2 separate regions of the Mus musculus genome follow, and region 2 is linked to region 1. A link is a loop called in an ENCODE intact Hi-C map of the cell type or tissue named here. Cell type or tissue: gastrocnemius. All regions are shown on one strand. Each heading gives the region's core, and the rest is flanking DNA. Links, peaks and the distances in the headings are about the cores only.

Region 1 (8,333 bases), core at 292-8,291:
GGGCTGTGGCAGGGCTGAGGCAGGGTTAAGACAGGGTTGGGGCAGGGCTGAGGCAGGGTTGTTGGAGGGCTGATGCAGGGCTGTAGCAGGGTTGAGGCAGGGTTGTGGAACAGCTGAGGCAGGACTGAGGCAGGGTTGTGGAAGGGCTGAGGCAGGGCTGAGGCAGGATTGTGGAAGGGCTGAGGCAGGGCTGAGGCGGGGTTGAGGCAGGGCTGTGGCAGGGCTGAGGCGGGGCTGAGGCAGGGCTGAAGCAGGACTGAGGCAGGACTGAGGCAGGGCTGTGGCAGGGTTGAGGCAGGGCTGAGGCAGGGCTGTGGCAGGGTTGAGGCAGGGCTGAGGCAGGGCAGTTTCCCTCCTGCATTAGCATTTCTTGGTGGAATGTTGGAGCTGTAGGTGGTAGAGTACTCACCACCACCTGGGGCATCCATGCTGACAGCCTATTTTACTCACAGCGTGTATTGAACTGGGGAAAAGAACAATTCTGTGCTACCTGAAAACAAAACACAGTGAGAAAGGAGATCACAATCTTCTGTTTTACAAAGCAAACATCTTAAAATCAAGAGAGCTGTGTTATTCAACAACGGAGATAAAATAAATAATTCAAACTTACCTGAATAAACTTGTCCATTTACAGCATTTCTTCTCTTACATCCTTGATGGATTGACGAGCAGAATGAAACAAACTGTAAGCATTGCAGAGGATGCCATTGAAGGCAAAGCAAAGTGTGAGGCAACTAAAGACAGAACCACAGCAAAAAACAAGCCTGAGGAGCAGGCATTAATGCATCTGTATTTAGTAGGAAAGCAGAATTTTATTACAACCAATAACAGGATACATTCAATAAAATGACTCTGCCTCGCCCAGATTCACATCTTTTATTTGACAGTTCTGAGATTTCCTTAAGCAGGGTGTTGCTTTCCTGATATTTTCCCTTATCTTGAAATTTCCCATATCCCACATAGTGTTGCACAGTGCAGCAGCTGTCTGACACGACAGGCGAGCAGTATACCGCTGACACAAACGTGCCACAGAGACACTCCACAGATCCAAATACACACACACACACACACACACACACACACACACACACACGCACAGAGAGAGACAGACAGACAAACAGACAGACAGAGACAGAGAGAGAACATTTTAAAGGGGATTATTTTTTCTAAGAAAAATACTCAATGAGGATGACTTTGAAAGCAAAATATTACCTGGTCTTGAAACATCACTTAATATAAGTCTAAATTTCCTCTAAGAGATCTTTCTTTCTCTGTCATTCATAGAGGAATGTGTTTACCTGTTCTAGCCGCCCCCCCCCACAGGTCGCCCATGGTCTGTCCATCCTTCCGAATGTTAATTAGCTTTCCCTTTCCGAAGGGGAGGAGTCTGGTGGAATTTTCCAAAAGGTCCTGAACTGATCTTTTCAACACTTTCAAGGTTATTTCTACATGGTGTTAACTTCTTATCTCTGTCGGCCTGCCCCAAGTACATTCCAATTAGCAGCACCTCTGGCCTTGAGCTTCATCATCCCCTCTATAAAAATCTTGGTTCCCTTAAGAGATGAAAAGTGATTCTTGTTTACATTTATTTTTTAATGGCAAGACTTCACGTGGCTTTAGTCATGGATTGTGTATTCAACAGAATGCATTTACCCAGGAGCTGGCTAAGTCTTTGAACTAGCTGTGGGGGAAGTGATCGGGCTTTTCCTTTCCTTTATTCTTATAGTTATCCATCTCTGACTCTACTCTAAGGCAAACACCTAAGACGAAAGACTTCAATGAGTGGTAGGTGAGAGACAGACACACTAACACACAATTATAGGACAGAGAGCCCAGTGCTGTGGCTAGAGCAGGTAGGAAATTGTCAAGAGCCTCCAAGTAGCCTTAGGGCGGTCCTGAAAGCCTTTTTTGAAGATGCTGGGGCTTGAGTTCCACCCTGATCTGAAGCAAAAGTTTGCCAGCTTCTCCTAGCCATCTCTGACTAGAATTTACAGAGGACTGTAGTCAGAGAAACTGTGTGGCTGGTCTTTTCTTCTTTGTGGGTTATTCTTTCTCCCACTCTTTATCTCTTCCCCTTCCATTTTACCCCCTTGTTGTGGATTGCCCTGGTGCTGTTTGTATTTTGATGATAAAAGAGAGATATCTGAATCTAATTTCTTTCTTGTTTCTTCTTTGAGCACGACTGCTAACAAACTGCATCCAACCCCCATGAACAACCAACCACCACCCACACTGCTTCTCAGGAACCTAGTATTTATATACCTGTACCAGTAAATTATTAATTCTCTCTAACCCCCCAGCAGGAGCACACAGTTCTTCTACACCCACCCAAATGTTTTGGATTAACAAATGAAGCACACACATACACACACACACACACACACAGAGGCAGGCAGCTTTATTTTTAATATGCCTTAAACAGCACAATGGCTGGGCATTTCCAAACCTTTCTGTGACTAGCATACTCTCCCCTCTGATATTCCTAAATTATTGTTTTCTGAAATCTGTATTTCATCTCTCCTATTCCCAGACCCAATTGGGGAAGTGGCCCTAGGGCTGCTTCCCTGACTCTTACATGGCTGGATGCTTTGTCTCCTGCTCCCTCAAGTCTGATTTCTCCCGGTTTCCTACCATGACGATTCTAAAAGCCCTTCTCTCTCCTGCTTCCTTGCCTGGGAAATCTAAAGTTCTGTCTCCCTGCCCAGTCATTGGCCGATGGCAACTTTATTTCCTAATCAGAGCCAAGTTGGGGCAGGGAGCCTCAGCACAGACATTTTGGGAGCTGAATCGACACAAATAGCAATGAACCCAATGCACAACACATACTCTGGAAACTCCCAGCATGTGAGGCCTGTGGCAGAGATGTCCCTGCTTTGCTATGACCTGCCTACCCAACATCGCCAGTAATGTATTTAGTAGATGCATTATGGCTATCTTGCATTCTCTAATAGTACAAACATTATTAGGATGACCTGAATCCACGTTACCAGGCTACAGGCACTCATAGTTAGCTCAGAATAGATTCTTTCTTACTCCCTTCAGAACAAGAACTATATTTTATGAAAAGAATTGTAAAATGTTACTGCTTGCCATGATCTTGACTTTTAAAATTGGATTTATTCATTTTACACGAATTTAGCCTGAAGTTTTGTTTGTACACCACTTGTGTGTTCGATGCCCTTGGAGATCAGAAAGAGATTTCTGATGGAGTTAGAGATGGTTGTGAGTCACCATGTGGGTAAAGGGAAATGAACTTGGGTCCTCTGCAAGATCAATGAGTGTTGGCAACCACTGAGATATCTCTAGGCCCAGAACCCTTTACCAGAAAGATTAAAAGGGAAGAGTGGAATATAAGTCTTGGTAAAGCTCACAGAGTGACAGGAATGTTCGAATATAGCTGGAGAGTTTGCTGAAACCTCTTTGAGAAAGCCTTGGCAGATCCCAATAAAATTGGTCTTACATACCACTTGCCTCAGCACTTCCCCGGACACATTCGACATAAACATGTTACACTGGCATAAACATGTATGTTTCAACATAAACATGTAGGTTACACTCTACATAAATGTGTATGTTATACTCAACATAAACATGTATGTTCATCAACAAGCATTTTCACCAAGAGTGGCACTTGTCATAACTGCTCCTAAGTAGAAATTACACAGGAACTTATCAACATGAAAGAAAATTCATAAAAAATGTTGACAGCAAAGTCAGATTTTCTTTTTAAACTTGAATGTGCAATCAGTCTACTATAAAGTATAAAACAGGCCACTGCTTCACAAGCAACTGAGAAAGGGTAGCTCCTGGAGATGATGATACTGTTGACTGACCTGGGACCTAATACATCCGACTGTGCTTTTCTTTATGTCTATTACACCTAATGGTTTGTTTTGGTTTTTGAGGATTTTGCAATGTATCCCAGGCTAACCTTAAACTGGAGATCTCCTGTCTCTGCCTTCTAAATGCTAAAATGATATGTCTTAAGAGAAAGCAGGGAAAGGCTGATATTTTTAGTTTTAAAATCACCTATATTCCAGAAACAACTGCTTTCAATACTTTTAAGTTATTTCCCTGTCTTCTGAAGCAGGTATGCTTGGCTCATCCACCCTCTTAAGAATGTCAAGGGCAATTTTCTGAGGAACATCCTTAGTGAGGTAACCCAATCACAAAAGAAGTCATTAGATATGCACTCACTGATAAGTGGATATCAGCCCAGAAACATAGAACACCCAAGATACAATTTGCAAAACACAAGAAAATCAAGAAGAGGGAAGACCAATGGGTGGATACTTCATTCCTCCTTCTAATAGGGAACAAAATACCCATGAAAGGAGTTACAGAGACAAAGTTTGGAGCTAAGACGAAAGGATGGACTTTCCAGAGAATACCCCACCCAGAGATCCATCCCATAATCAGCCACCAAACCCAGACATTATTGCATATGCCAGCAAGATTTTGCTGAAGGGACCCTGTCATAGCTGTCTCATATGAGTCTATGCCAGTGCCTGGCAAATACAGAAGTGGATGTTCACAGTCATCTATAAAATGGAACACAGGGCCCCCAATGGAGAAGCCAGAGAAAGCACCCAAGGAGCTGAAGGGGTCTGCAACCCTATAGGTGGAACAACAATATGAACTAACCAGTACCCCCAGAGCTCATGTCTCTAGCTGCATATGTAGCAGAAGATGGCCTAGTTGGCCATCATTGGGAAGAGAGGCCCCTTGGTACTGCAAACTTTATATGCCCCAGTACAGAGGAATGTCAGGGCCAAGAAGTGGGAGTGGGTGGGTAGGGGAGGAGGGCAGAGGGAGGGTATAGGGAACTTTCGGGATAGCATTTGAAATGTATATAAAGAAAATATCTAATAATAATAAAAAGAATGTCAAGGGCATTTTTTTAAAATATCTATGTTCGTTTTCCATTTCCCTCAAGAAATGGTGCACCAATTTTGCAGAGGAATTGCTATGGTGTGAGAGCTCCTTGTGGCTCAGCCCAGGTCCGAATGGCTTATTACTTGTGATCATCTTAAGACGACGCGGCTTTAAAGCAAGACGGAGGAACCCGCCATTTTCAGCAGCACTAGGCCACGTTAGGCTGCGGGCCCGTGGCCCTGGCTCGCCTCTCCAAGGGGAAGCCTCTGGAGGATTCTGTAGCGTTCGGGGAAGCCCAGGTACCAGGTCCCTAGGGGCCCCGCACTGCCCGGTTGCCAAGGGAACCGCCACGCGCCGCTGTGCCCGCCGACTAGCGGGTGTGTGAGAGGCCAGCGGGCAGGCCAGGCATGGAGCTGCCGGACCCTGTTCGCCAGCGCCTGAGCAACCTCAGCCTCACCGTGTTCGGCGACTCCAGCCGCACCGGGCCAGAGTCCAGTGATGCGGCCGGTGAGTGGCGAGGGCGCAGGCCCACGCGGGGGTGTGGCTCGCGGGCGGGAGGCCGCACAGGCCGTGCCCGGGTGAAAGATGGCTGCTCCGGCTTCAGCCAGGGCTCTGTGCCCCGGGAGAAACCACGGCCCTGCGGCGGACCCGGGAGACCACGCGCTTCCGCCGCCGCAGCTACTGCACCCGGTGGCGCGGTCGCCGAGCGGATCAGGATGCGGATCAGGAACGCCTTCTTCCCCACGCGGGTCCCCGCTGAGTCCCCAGCGTGACAGCCGCCGGCTCACACAAAACCGGGCTGTGTCCAAACCCCTCCTAGCAGAGCAAGACCGGCTGCTGCCAAACCGACAAGGCCTTCCTCTGCCTGTTCCTTCTTTCTCCCTGTATAAAAAACTCTCCTCCCGAAATCTAAAAACGAAATACCAACGAGTTAACTCCAGCTTCTGCCTCCTCAATCAGGAGGACAGCATACATGGTTGTCTCCTTTGAAATCAAGGAATTGGAAATCCTTTCGATGGCTTGGTTTGGGCTTTCTTATTTTTATTTTTATTTCTTAAATAGGGCATTGAAAAGCAAACCACTTGCCATCATTGCATGTTGTCACCTTGGTCATTCGTGTAATTTACGCTATATGGAGAAAAGCCTGTAAAATTAGGATTTCGTGTTTCCGATTCAAAGTGTGAGCCGTACGGGGCACTAAAATCGAATAATACAAAGTCTCTGGGAAAAAAAGTGTGTGTGGGGGGGGCGGGGGTGACATTTGTTCTGAAGTTCTTTAGAGCCTCAGCAGCCTAGATAGTCGTGATGGTGTGGACAGCAATAGAACTAGGTAAAGACATCAGCCCTGTAATTTCTTATGGTTCTTACGTGTCAGAAAATATTGTTTTCCCAGACATTCAAACGTGAGAAAAGCTGTTTAAGTTCACTGTCTCTGCCAAGACAGGCAATTAATTGGTCAGAAAAATTTGTCTGACCAATTATATAATACTTAAATTTTATCTCATTACAGAACTTAACTGGAACTTTTGTAAAATTTAATGAACTCACACCTTGTGCCTTGTGGTTCCTCTTCATTTGGTCTGATTTTTCAATTGTATAAATTTGATGTGTTGAAGTATGGACATGAGCCTACATAAAATCAAAACCCTGACATTCTAAACAGCCACTCTTCTCAAGCTATATCCCCATAGCCTTTAAAACAAACAACAACAAAATTTATTTGGTTACAATGCAATCAAGAAGTACCTGGGCTATCCTGAAATTTTCTAAGTAGTCCAGACTGGCTTTGATCTTGAAATATTCCTGCTTCAGTCTCTTTGCAAAAAAAAAAAAAAAAGACTACAGTTTCTGCTCTAAAGGTTCTAAAAGTATCAGCTTAGCTAGTGTGTAATTACTTTCCTGTTTTCTTCTTGGCGAATCTGACTGTAAGATCACACCCACAATGGATCAAGAATTGTACTGTTGCCCAAAGTAAAATAATAATAATGAAAAAAATCCTAGTGGATTTTCCTTAGCGCTAACAAATTTTAAAAATTCCTAGCCCAGAGGTAGTAGTGCATGCCTGTACTCCCAGCACGCAGGGGCCGAGGCCAGCCTGGTCTTCAGATCAAGTTCCAGGAGAGCCAGGCCTTTACAAAGAACCCCGACTTGGAAAAAAAAAAATCATTCCTATATTTGGGATAATTTAAGAAGTCAAAGCAAGAAAAAGCAGACCACAATAGTCAGCCTTGCTCTTAAAACTTAATTTGCTTCTAGAGACCATGAATTTTTCATTAATTTATTTATTTTTATTTTATGTGCATTGGCGTTTATGCTTGTATGACTGCATGTATGCTTGTGTTACAGACAGTTGTGAGCTGCCATGTGGGTGCAAGATTTAAGTCCAGGACCTCTGGAAAAGCAGTCAGTGCTCTTACCCGCTGAGCCATCTTCCCAGCCTCCAACCCCATGATTGTTTTAAAAGTATTAAATGTCAATTAAAAAAAAAAAAAAAACTATGCAGAGAAAAACAAAAAACAGTCTCAAGGAATTTGTAATTTCTAAATTCTTACATTTAGAACAACCAATTTAAAATAAGAATGTAGTTAAATTTATAATGTATTTTTAGGGTTCAATTTTTATAATCAAATTCTTGTTGAGGGGGTTGGTGAGATGGCTCAGCAGGTAAGAGCACTGACTGCTCTTCCAAAGATCCTGAGTTCAAATCCCAGCAAACACCTGGTGACTCACAACCACTCGTAATGAGATCTGATGCCCTCTTCAGATAGTAGTGTCAGAAGACAGCTATGGTGCACTTACATATAATAATAAATAAACCTTTTTGAAAAAAAAAATTCTTGCCGGGCGTGGTGGCGCACGCCTTTAATCCCAGCACTTGGGAGGCAGAGGCAGGCGGATTTCTGAGTTCGAGGCCAGCCTGGTCTACAAAGTGAGCTCCAGGACAGCCAGGGATACACAGAGAAACCCTGTCTCAAAAAAAAACCAAAAAAAAAAAAAAAAATTCTTGTTGAAGGACCTTTTCCCTTATACAGAAACAAAAGATGTTGGGTAATCAGTCTGGTAAATGGAACATGTGTGTCACAAATGGCTACATGTACAATGACATGCCTTTGAAATTTTGTTCTTTCTGCTTATGCATGTTTGGTATTCACTGTAGAAAGCAAGATTTAGAACAGGAAATGAAAGTGAAATTTGTGCTTACACCAAGACTTCGTTGTCTACGTATATAAGGAAAGGGCATTGTTTGTTGAGTGCCAACTATGTGTGCCAGGCACAGTGGTAAGAGTGGAGACCCTCACAACAGCCTCAGTGACAGTGAGGGGTCATCAAATCAGAGATGATTAGGTGACCCCAGAAAGATGTAATAATGCATCCCAACTCTGGCACCTGGAATTTCTTGTCTCCTGTCTTACTTAGGGTTTCTATTGCTATGAAGACATACCATGACCACAGGAACT
Region 2 (8,333 bases), core at 275-8,274, 74 kb before region 1:
GGCATGGGAGTGCTGGGTTCTGATGATGGTGAGCGGTCTTGATTTCTGTTAGTGGGATTCTTACGTTTGCCTTTTGCCATCTTGTATTCTCTGGAGCTATTTGTTATAGTTGTCTCTGGTTAGAGCTTGTTCCTCAGGTGATTATGTTAGCCTCTATCAGCAGATCTGGGAGACTAGTTCTTTCCTTAGTTTCAGTGGTCAGAGTACTCTCTGCATGCAAGCTTCCCTCTTGCAGGGATGGTGCCCAGATATCTGGTGTTTGAACCTGCCTCCTGGCAGAAGTTGTGTCCCACTCACCAGAGGACTTAGGATCCCGTGGCGGATCCTGTGTGGGTCCTTGTGGGTGTCCAGAGACTCCCCTGGGCCAGGGACCACGGTGCTGCAGTGGGCCGGCCTGAAGGGACTTGAGCCTTATTTATAATTTCTAAAAGACCTTTAGGAAACTCAATGGGCCAGGTCATAAAACAATTCTGGGGAACACAGGACTCTATAGTCAGGCCACGTGGCAATGCTGCAGTGAGTCTGGCGTGAAGTCAGCTACAGTGCTCAGACTACAGGGACACTCTTCACCTTCCAGCTTGTCTCCAGCTCTCAGGTGTAAACTTAGAGGAAAGTCCGGTAATGTGAAATGAGTGTCCTCGATGATCATGAAGCAAGAACTTCACCAGAAAATTATCATGTAGCAGATCTGACCTACGCATGCTCAGGCAAGCATCCATATTTAAGGTTGATGAGAAGGTTAAACAGCACTGAAACCTGGCTTGAAGGCCAATATGTCTATTGTGGAGGTTCATTCACCTGTCTGACTCCAACTGCCTTCTATATCCCCTGATAGCTCTCCTCAAATTTCTGTTTATCATCACCATGGGAACTGTCTTTGCATCTCTCTTCTGTGTTGGATCATGTATCAAGGTATAGGCTCCATAATTTGCAAAGTAAAAATGCAGGGTCCCTTTCCTTAAATTTTAAGCATTTTAAGACAGTGTCATAAAGCACTAAACAAAGTATAGGACCTTCCTATGTGTGGGATCCTATGTGATGACATAAGTTGTTTTGAACTTGGGTCAGAGAGTTTCTTCCCGGTGGCAAAATCTCAGATGTAAATGCTTTTACTTCTACTGCTCAAATTTTGTTACAAGGTCAAGCTTGAGTGAAGTGCCCTTTCCTATGGCCTTGCCTCCTAAAACGTACCTCAAAAGGACCCCTTTGGAAGACACAATGAACCTCCTAATTAGTGGCAGATAATAACTTGTTGTATTCAAGTACACCCCTATGATAGGTCTCAAAGCAGGAACAAATTGGCTGAGGTGCCTATTACACGTATCAAAGTGGACCTGGCTCCCAGGTTGTCCCTCAGTCCCTACATGTTACAGGGTATGGCTGACATACCCTGCCCCCTACTCTTAACTTCAGCCCAGGGACTAAGCCGTCATTTCCCAAGCTGCCTTTCCCTTATAATTCAAGCATTTTGGTTACCTGGCCAGAAGAGGCCAGAAGAGGCCAGGTAACCAACCTTTACCCTCTTGGCCAGTCTCTTGGCCCAGGCTACCTCTCTTTGTTGATCCTCTCTCCTCTGCTCCCCATGCTGTGGCACAGCTCTGTCTGGACATGTTCACTCTGGACTCTCCCTCATTTTTATCTACAATAAACCTTCTCCTCCATCATACCTATGAGCAGTCATGTTCTTCCTTTTTTGTTTCTTTTTCATTCACCTGTGTTCACCTTAGTATCACATTAGTCCTTCGCCAAGCTCATTTGGCATTTACACTTCTCCGCAGCTAAGAGAGATTAGTAGGGATGCTGACAGAACACATACTCCCACTTGCTGTACTTACAACTTTACTATTTGGTGGAAAAGACAAGAAAAGGAGAGCTCTTATAATGTGGGGCACATGGGTTCACAAAGAAGGTATCTCTAAATGAAATAGGACCAGTTAATAATGACAATAATTTCAAGGATTGGGTAGCTTTAAATTAGACATTTAGAAGCTTTTTTGAAGAAGAAAAAAAAAAGCATTAACTCCTTACTTGGTCCACAAGGCTAACAACACAGAGTTGTCACTGGCCTTAACCTATATTCACCTTGGATTCTAGAAAGAGCAAAATTCCACAGGACAAACTCACCTCTCCTACCGTGAGGATATTTACCTACAGGGTGAGACTGCTATCTGGGCACAGGAGTCATCTTGTAGCAAGCACCATGCTCCCTTGAGGATGACTGGTGAAGAGACTTAACAATTCATGGACCACCTTCAGTGGTGGGCAGGATGGGGTGGTATCTCGACTAGGACTGCTTGATTATGTTCACCTCTCTCCCTTTACTTAAATCGAGTGGATGTCAGCATCCCAAAGATGGACTAGGCTCACTGGACCCCTTTATCTCTTCTTCCCAGTGTGGACACAGTGAATACATCTTTTCACAGCTCCTTGACTAGAAAGTGGGGACAGGTAGCTAGGCATGCCTGTTAGGATGGCTAGAGGTGAGAAAAGCTCTTGTACTGTGGTGGTTTGAATATGTCTAGACTATGGGAAGTGCCACTATTAGGAGGTGTGGCCTTGTTGGAGTAGGTGTAGCCTTGTTGAAGGAAGTATATCACTGTGGGGGTGAGCTTTGAGGTCCTGTGCTCAGACCCCACCCAGTATGTGGAAGAGAATCTCCTACTGCTGCCTTTGGATCAAGATGTAGAACTCTTGGATCCTCCAGCACTGTGTCTGGCTAGATGGTGCCAAAGTCAGCCCCAACTTTAGCAATCAATCAGGTGAAAAGAGGCCTCTGAGCAAAAGCCACTAGTAGCTATCTGGAGAATGGAAGGGAAGGATGGGATGGATGGATGTTCCCACATCGCTGCCTCTGCCCTAGCTTTCCACTGCTATTTTGTAAGGAAGAAGTGTTTGATGATTGGCTTATCAGAGGCAGGAAAATCTGAAAGCTATGGCAACATACCACTACATATAGTACAGAATTTAACTGTATGAGAGTTCTTGAACTCTGAACAAAGAGAGAAATCCTTCCTGTCCTTTATGACTCCAAGTAACTAGGGTCTTAACAGAGAAATCATGTGTATGTGACCCTGTGACATGCAGAATTCTCTTAAGGAACCCCATAAGATGATGTGTTCCTGATTTGCTCATATAAGAGGTTCTCATAAATGTCTTATTCCATACCTGAACTACTAGTTTCCTTTCTAGTTGTTTGTATCAGGACCTCCAAAACCTGTGACATCACATAAGCGAGACATGCAGACCTGTTGCCAAGGCAACAGCCACCATATTCCCAGAATCCACTTGGCTCACTTCCCACCTTTACCTGTGTTACATTATCACCTATACATAAAGAAAGCCCCCCCCCCAATCTCTCTTTCTCTCTTTCCCCCTTCTCTGCCACCACCTTGCTCCTCTCTCTACCAATAAACCTCACATGGAACTGTGTGGCCTGGTGTGGTCCTTCTGAAGCCCCGAGACATTCAAGATCACAACACTAGTCGCTGTGATAAAATACCCTGAAAAGGCCACTGAGTGAGGAAGGGTTCATCTTAGTTCACAGTTCCATGTTATATGGTGATTGCTACAGGGAAGTCACGGCAGTGAGAACTTAAAATAGTTGATTATGTCATATCCACAACCAAGAGCAGAGAGAAATGGATGCATATATATACTCTCTGCTTATCTTCTCCTTGTTTGTACAACCCAAAGCCTAGAGACAGGAAAGAGTGTCACCCACACACCATTTAGGCTGGGCCTTCACACATCAATCCCCCAATCTGATGGATAGATAGTCCCTCATTAAGACCCCCTTCCCAGGTGATTCTCCATTGCATCCAATTAGTATTTAACCATCACAGGGACACCATATACCTTTGGAGGTGGCTCTCTAAGGCATGAGAGGAGCTATCTGCCATTGGTAATACTCTAAGAAAGACTCTGACCCAAATTTTCCTCTAGCATTGATCCCTGTTTCAGCCACCAAATTAAGTCTCTAACCAAATGAGTCTGAAGACAGCAGGGGCCAAACAAAAGCAATGTTATATAGACTTTCTGAAGAAACTGAGAAGCAAACCTAGAAGTGCTTCGTTTTTACATTTTTCTAAAACCTTTTTTTTTTTTTAATCACTGTTTTTGAAATGTCTAATTTGAAATGTGTGAGTGTGAACATTTGGGGGCTTGAAGTTTTGCCTATAACGGATGTTCCCACTTTCTTTTCTCTCTCTCTCTCCTCTCTCTCTCTCTCTCTCTCTCTCTTTTCTCTGTTGTTGTTGTTTCCTCTTTAGCTGCTGACTTTTTAAAGTTGGTTTTTTTTTTCATTTTTCTTTATTGCACATGCTCACATGCATGACTTTCAATATCAGCTACCTTTCCTTGATCAATCTTCCATTGCTTCTGGAGCTAGGATCTCTCATTGAACCTGTAGCTCTCCCATTTGCCCAGCCAGGCTGGCCAATGAGCTTCAGAAATCCACCTATCTCTACCCAAACCCCAAGGCTGGGGTCACAGGCACTCAGCAGCACACTGGATTAATCTGTTTCTCAAGAATAATTTGGATTCAGCTGTCTATCATGATACATTCAGTACTGTTAACAAATGTGTTTTCATAGGTGGATAATGAACAAAGAAACAATTTAGGGTTTCTTTCTGGGTCTTTGCTAAGAATAAAGTGATTAAGAGTTTAAATCCCAGCTGACACAGGCAGTTCTATATTCAGTCAACACGAATTTGTTCTTTGTTTGATGAGGGAAACTACAGGAAAAGCTTGGAGTACTCTGTTCTTGCCGTTCCTTGTGGTGTTTACACAGCCCCAGAGCCAGAGGCAGCAGGAGTGAGTCAGACAGCAGTCGCCTATCACGTGCTGAGCATTACAGGACAGTCTGACTGGGGACAAGGCTGCTGGAACTCCACCACCTGCTGGACAGACCAGAGGGAACAGCAAAGAAACGACCCAAAACTGCCAGTTGACAGCAACTGGTCCTCTGAGGAAAGGATTTTCACTTCAACCAGGACATTTTTCTCCTTCTTGCGTGAGAAGTATTCCACCACACGTAATCTAGGGGAAGCGGAGAATGGGGCGGTCTTCAGCTACCAACAGCAGCAGAAAACCTCCCATATTTTTCAAGCATGACAGAGGAAAGGTTAGAATGGACTTTAACCAGTAGGTCCCTGGTGCCTGCCAATGCTCTGCAAATATAACCCACACACACTGCCAATATTAATTCAGCAACAGTTTTTTTGAGTAGCTGATCCCTGTGGCAGCTGTGAACTGGGGCAGCCGCCAAGAGTACTGGAATTACCTGAGAGACATCCCAGAAGCCCAGGGAACAGTGCAAGGGTGGAGGTGGGCAAGCCCATTATTTAAAGGCTTAGCAGCTAAATTGGAAGATCTGTGACCCCCCATCCTTAGATTTAAAGGGACAACACAGACTAGCTAGGGATTCTGCTATTTAAAGGTATAAAAAGCCCCAAAACAGATATCCCAGGCTACTCATGGGAACATAACAATGTCATCTTTTAAATATTTTTCTTTCTGCCTGGGATGTGTGGGGCATACAAAGTGGAATCATAAAAATTAAAAAGTTACTCTAATCCCTTAGAATTCATAGCTTTCCCTTATTTTACCCTCCTGTGCCTGGAAATGGGTCTTTAACCTTCTTTACGAATGAAGGCACTGGCTCTTGGGGCTGCTCAAGGCTATCCAGTTAATAAGTGACAGAAATCACAGATCTAGGTCTGACCCTAAGCCAGTAACCTTTCTTGGTGCTTCACTTCCTTCACAGAGATGAGGTGAGTGTCCCTCCCACACTCTCAGCAAAGAGGCCCTGTCTAGATACAGAAATTACCTGCTGTGCCTGTAAGTGACTGCCTTCACTGCTTTTCTACCACAAGACATTGCTCACACTGTCCTCCTTATGCAATGGCTTGCTGTGACTGTGGAGTAGTTTTATTGTTTTGTTTTGATTTTGATTTTTTTTTTTTTCTGTTTGGGATCACACTGGCCAGCTGGCTCATGTTCAGACCAAGCCATCCAACTGTGCTTGACTGAGAGGCTGTAGTCCCCACTCAACAAACACTCTGAGGTTACTGTAGTCACTTAAGCCAAGGTTATCCAGTCAGTCTGTGGGTATTTAATAAGCACCACTACCTTCCTCTGGGCCAGCCTCTTCTCTCCTCCACCATATGTGTGGGGTTTCTCCAAACATGATTCAGATCTAGTCACTCCTCGCCTTAACAGCGCCCCTGCATCTTCGCAGTGAAGATAAGACTTGTCACTCAGGTCTGCCCATGTGGCTCTGGACTAGAAGTAAACTGAGATCCTGAATCAGAGCTCGTTTGTTTTGATAGAGCTTCGAGAGTAAAAACTTCTGCCTGCCTTGTCTGTGCAAATCACGAGAGCCTAGGTCTCCTCCTCGCCCCAAGACAGGGAAGTGTAGGCCTACAGGGCCCTGACACCGCCAGCGTTCATGTGTTAAAGTTGGCTGTGAATTTCCTGGTGGCCAAGGGAAAAAGGAAAACAGACACATTATCTGCATTTTTGTTAACAGAAAAAATAAAACTTACAAAGCCTCTTACTTATGAGACAGTCTTAATATTTTTATGTTACTATTTTATATTCTTCACATCCTTAATTGTAAAATTACTACATATTTTTGCTACCAAAATCAAATAGCATAAATATCTACAGAACAAAATGTATACATTTCTCTTATCTAAATCTACTTCCCCTTCTCCAGGAGACAAAAATCCCTTGTCTTAGTCAGGGTTTCTATTCCTGCACAAACATCATGACCAAGAAGCAAGTTGGGGAGGATAGGGTTTATTCGGCTTACACTTCCATACTGCTGTTCATCACCAAAGGAAGTCAGGACTGGAACTCAAGCAGGTCAGAAAGCAGGAGATGATGCAGAGGCCATGGAGGGATGTTCTTTACTGGCTTGCTTCCCCTGGCTTGCTCAGCCTGCTCTCTTATAGAACCAAGGCTACCAGCCCAGAGATGGTCCCACCCACAAGGGGCCTTTCCCCCTTAATCACTAATTGAGAAAATGCCTGACAGTTGTATCTCATGGAGGCATTTCCTCAACTGAAGGTCCTTTCTCTGTGATAACTCCAGCTGTGTCAAGTTGACACAAAACTAGCCAGTACATCCCTATACAAATTATTTCTAGATTTTTGTTGTTTTCCAATTAGAACTATCACACAGCTGAGATAGAGTCCGGCTTTACCTGTTTGGTTACTAAAACCAACCCATGTTCTTCTGTGACCTCCATATTCACCTCACATGGTACCAAGGAAGACTTTATCAATATAAACACAATCTCTAGATTTCATTTTAATGTCTTTTTGGTATTTTGTTTCTCTCTTAAAGCTGTTCCTGCTTTTGAATCTTATAGTGAGCAAGCTGTGAAGACATTTTGAAGTGGAAAATTAAGGGTTCTTTGGAAAGTTGAAAAGTTAGTTTGCATGGTGTTTTGCTGGGGCAAACAACAGAAGTATTTTCCTGAAGTGGACACAGGTGAAAGGCTAAGGCAGACTTGTGGAGGAATGTTTAGCTGAAGCAGACACAGGGGAAAGAATGTTCTGCTAATGTGAAAGGACATGTGATAAAGGATTCTTCAATAACAACACACATGTATTGGTCTGCCTTACATTGCATAGTTGAGCTGTATTCATCAGGACTCCATAGAGAGAAATGCACCAAAAAACTTCTGGTGGTGTGTGGCAGTTTTGCTGCTTCTACGGACTAGGGCTGATTGGCAGAGTGATAGACACAAGTGCTGAGGAGAGACATGTGGAGGACATGTGATGTTGGGGGAGGGTATAAATAGGACTCTCAGGCAGTAATGAGGGCTGAGCAAGGCTTGCTCATAGAGCTAGCTGTGCAGCGATTGTGGGCCCTCATGTCTTTGCTGAGAGAGGCACAGCCAAGAACTTCTGGCATTCCTCCCAGTTCTTCCTGCTGATGTGTACCAAGGCTGAGGCCTGGCTATCTCTGCTTGATCATGTCACCACTGCTGCTAATCCAACTCTACTGAACTGCTGATTTCCAGACAAAACAGACAGTCATTGCTCCCCAAAACCATTTCTTAGAAGGTCCATTTCTCCATATTCTTTCTTCCCCACTACCTTTGGTAGGTGGTAGACTAAAAGGGAGGTTAAAATATTTAAGAACCATCATTAAAAATAGGTTTTGAAAAAAATTAAAGTTACAACACATTGATTTTTAGACTGGGAACTACAAGAACACATGGCTTATACATTTAAGAGTGATGAGTTAATTTCCAAAGAGTATGTGGATTCACCATCTCATCACTGGGGTCTGGACATTTTCCCACTCCCTTGCCAACCCT

Evidence for each region. Peaks named below come from ENCODE experiments on the same cell type or tissue, not always from the same donor. Only the 100,000 strongest peaks of a DNase experiment are listed, where the experiment ranks them.
Region 2: it touches region 1 in a loop (5-fold over the local background); 2 of 42 quality-filtered maps call a loop at or near these places.

The regions. Positions count from the first base shown.
Region 1 is chr11:22,507,202-22,515,534 of GRCm38, forward strand. Tmem17 (transmembrane protein 17) reads left to right here and starts at 5,082. Exons shown (of 4, transcript NM_153596.3): 1 at 5,082-5,382. The coding sequence starts at 5,283. Gm46274 (a long non-coding RNA gene) reads right to left here and starts at 2,322. Exons shown (of 2, transcript XR_001780167.2): 1 at 611-2,322; 2 at 1-490. In gastrocnemius, for the core only: a CTCF peak has its summit at 5,260; a DNase peak (open chromatin) is centred at 5,469; H3K4me3 peaks cover 1,505 bases; H3K27ac peaks cover 2,229 bases.
Region 2 is chr11:22,432,854-22,441,186 of GRCm38, forward strand. The region is part of intron 2 of Gm39609 (a long non-coding RNA gene); the gene reads right to left. Among named protein-coding and RNA genes, the nearest start is that of Gm39609, 6.3 kb to the right of the region's middle. In gastrocnemius, for the core only: a CTCF peak has its summit at 4,918 (motif pointing left); DNase peaks (open chromatin) are centred at 4,907, 5,237, 6,008 and 7,918; H3K4me3 peaks cover 887 bases; H3K27ac peaks cover 4,550 bases.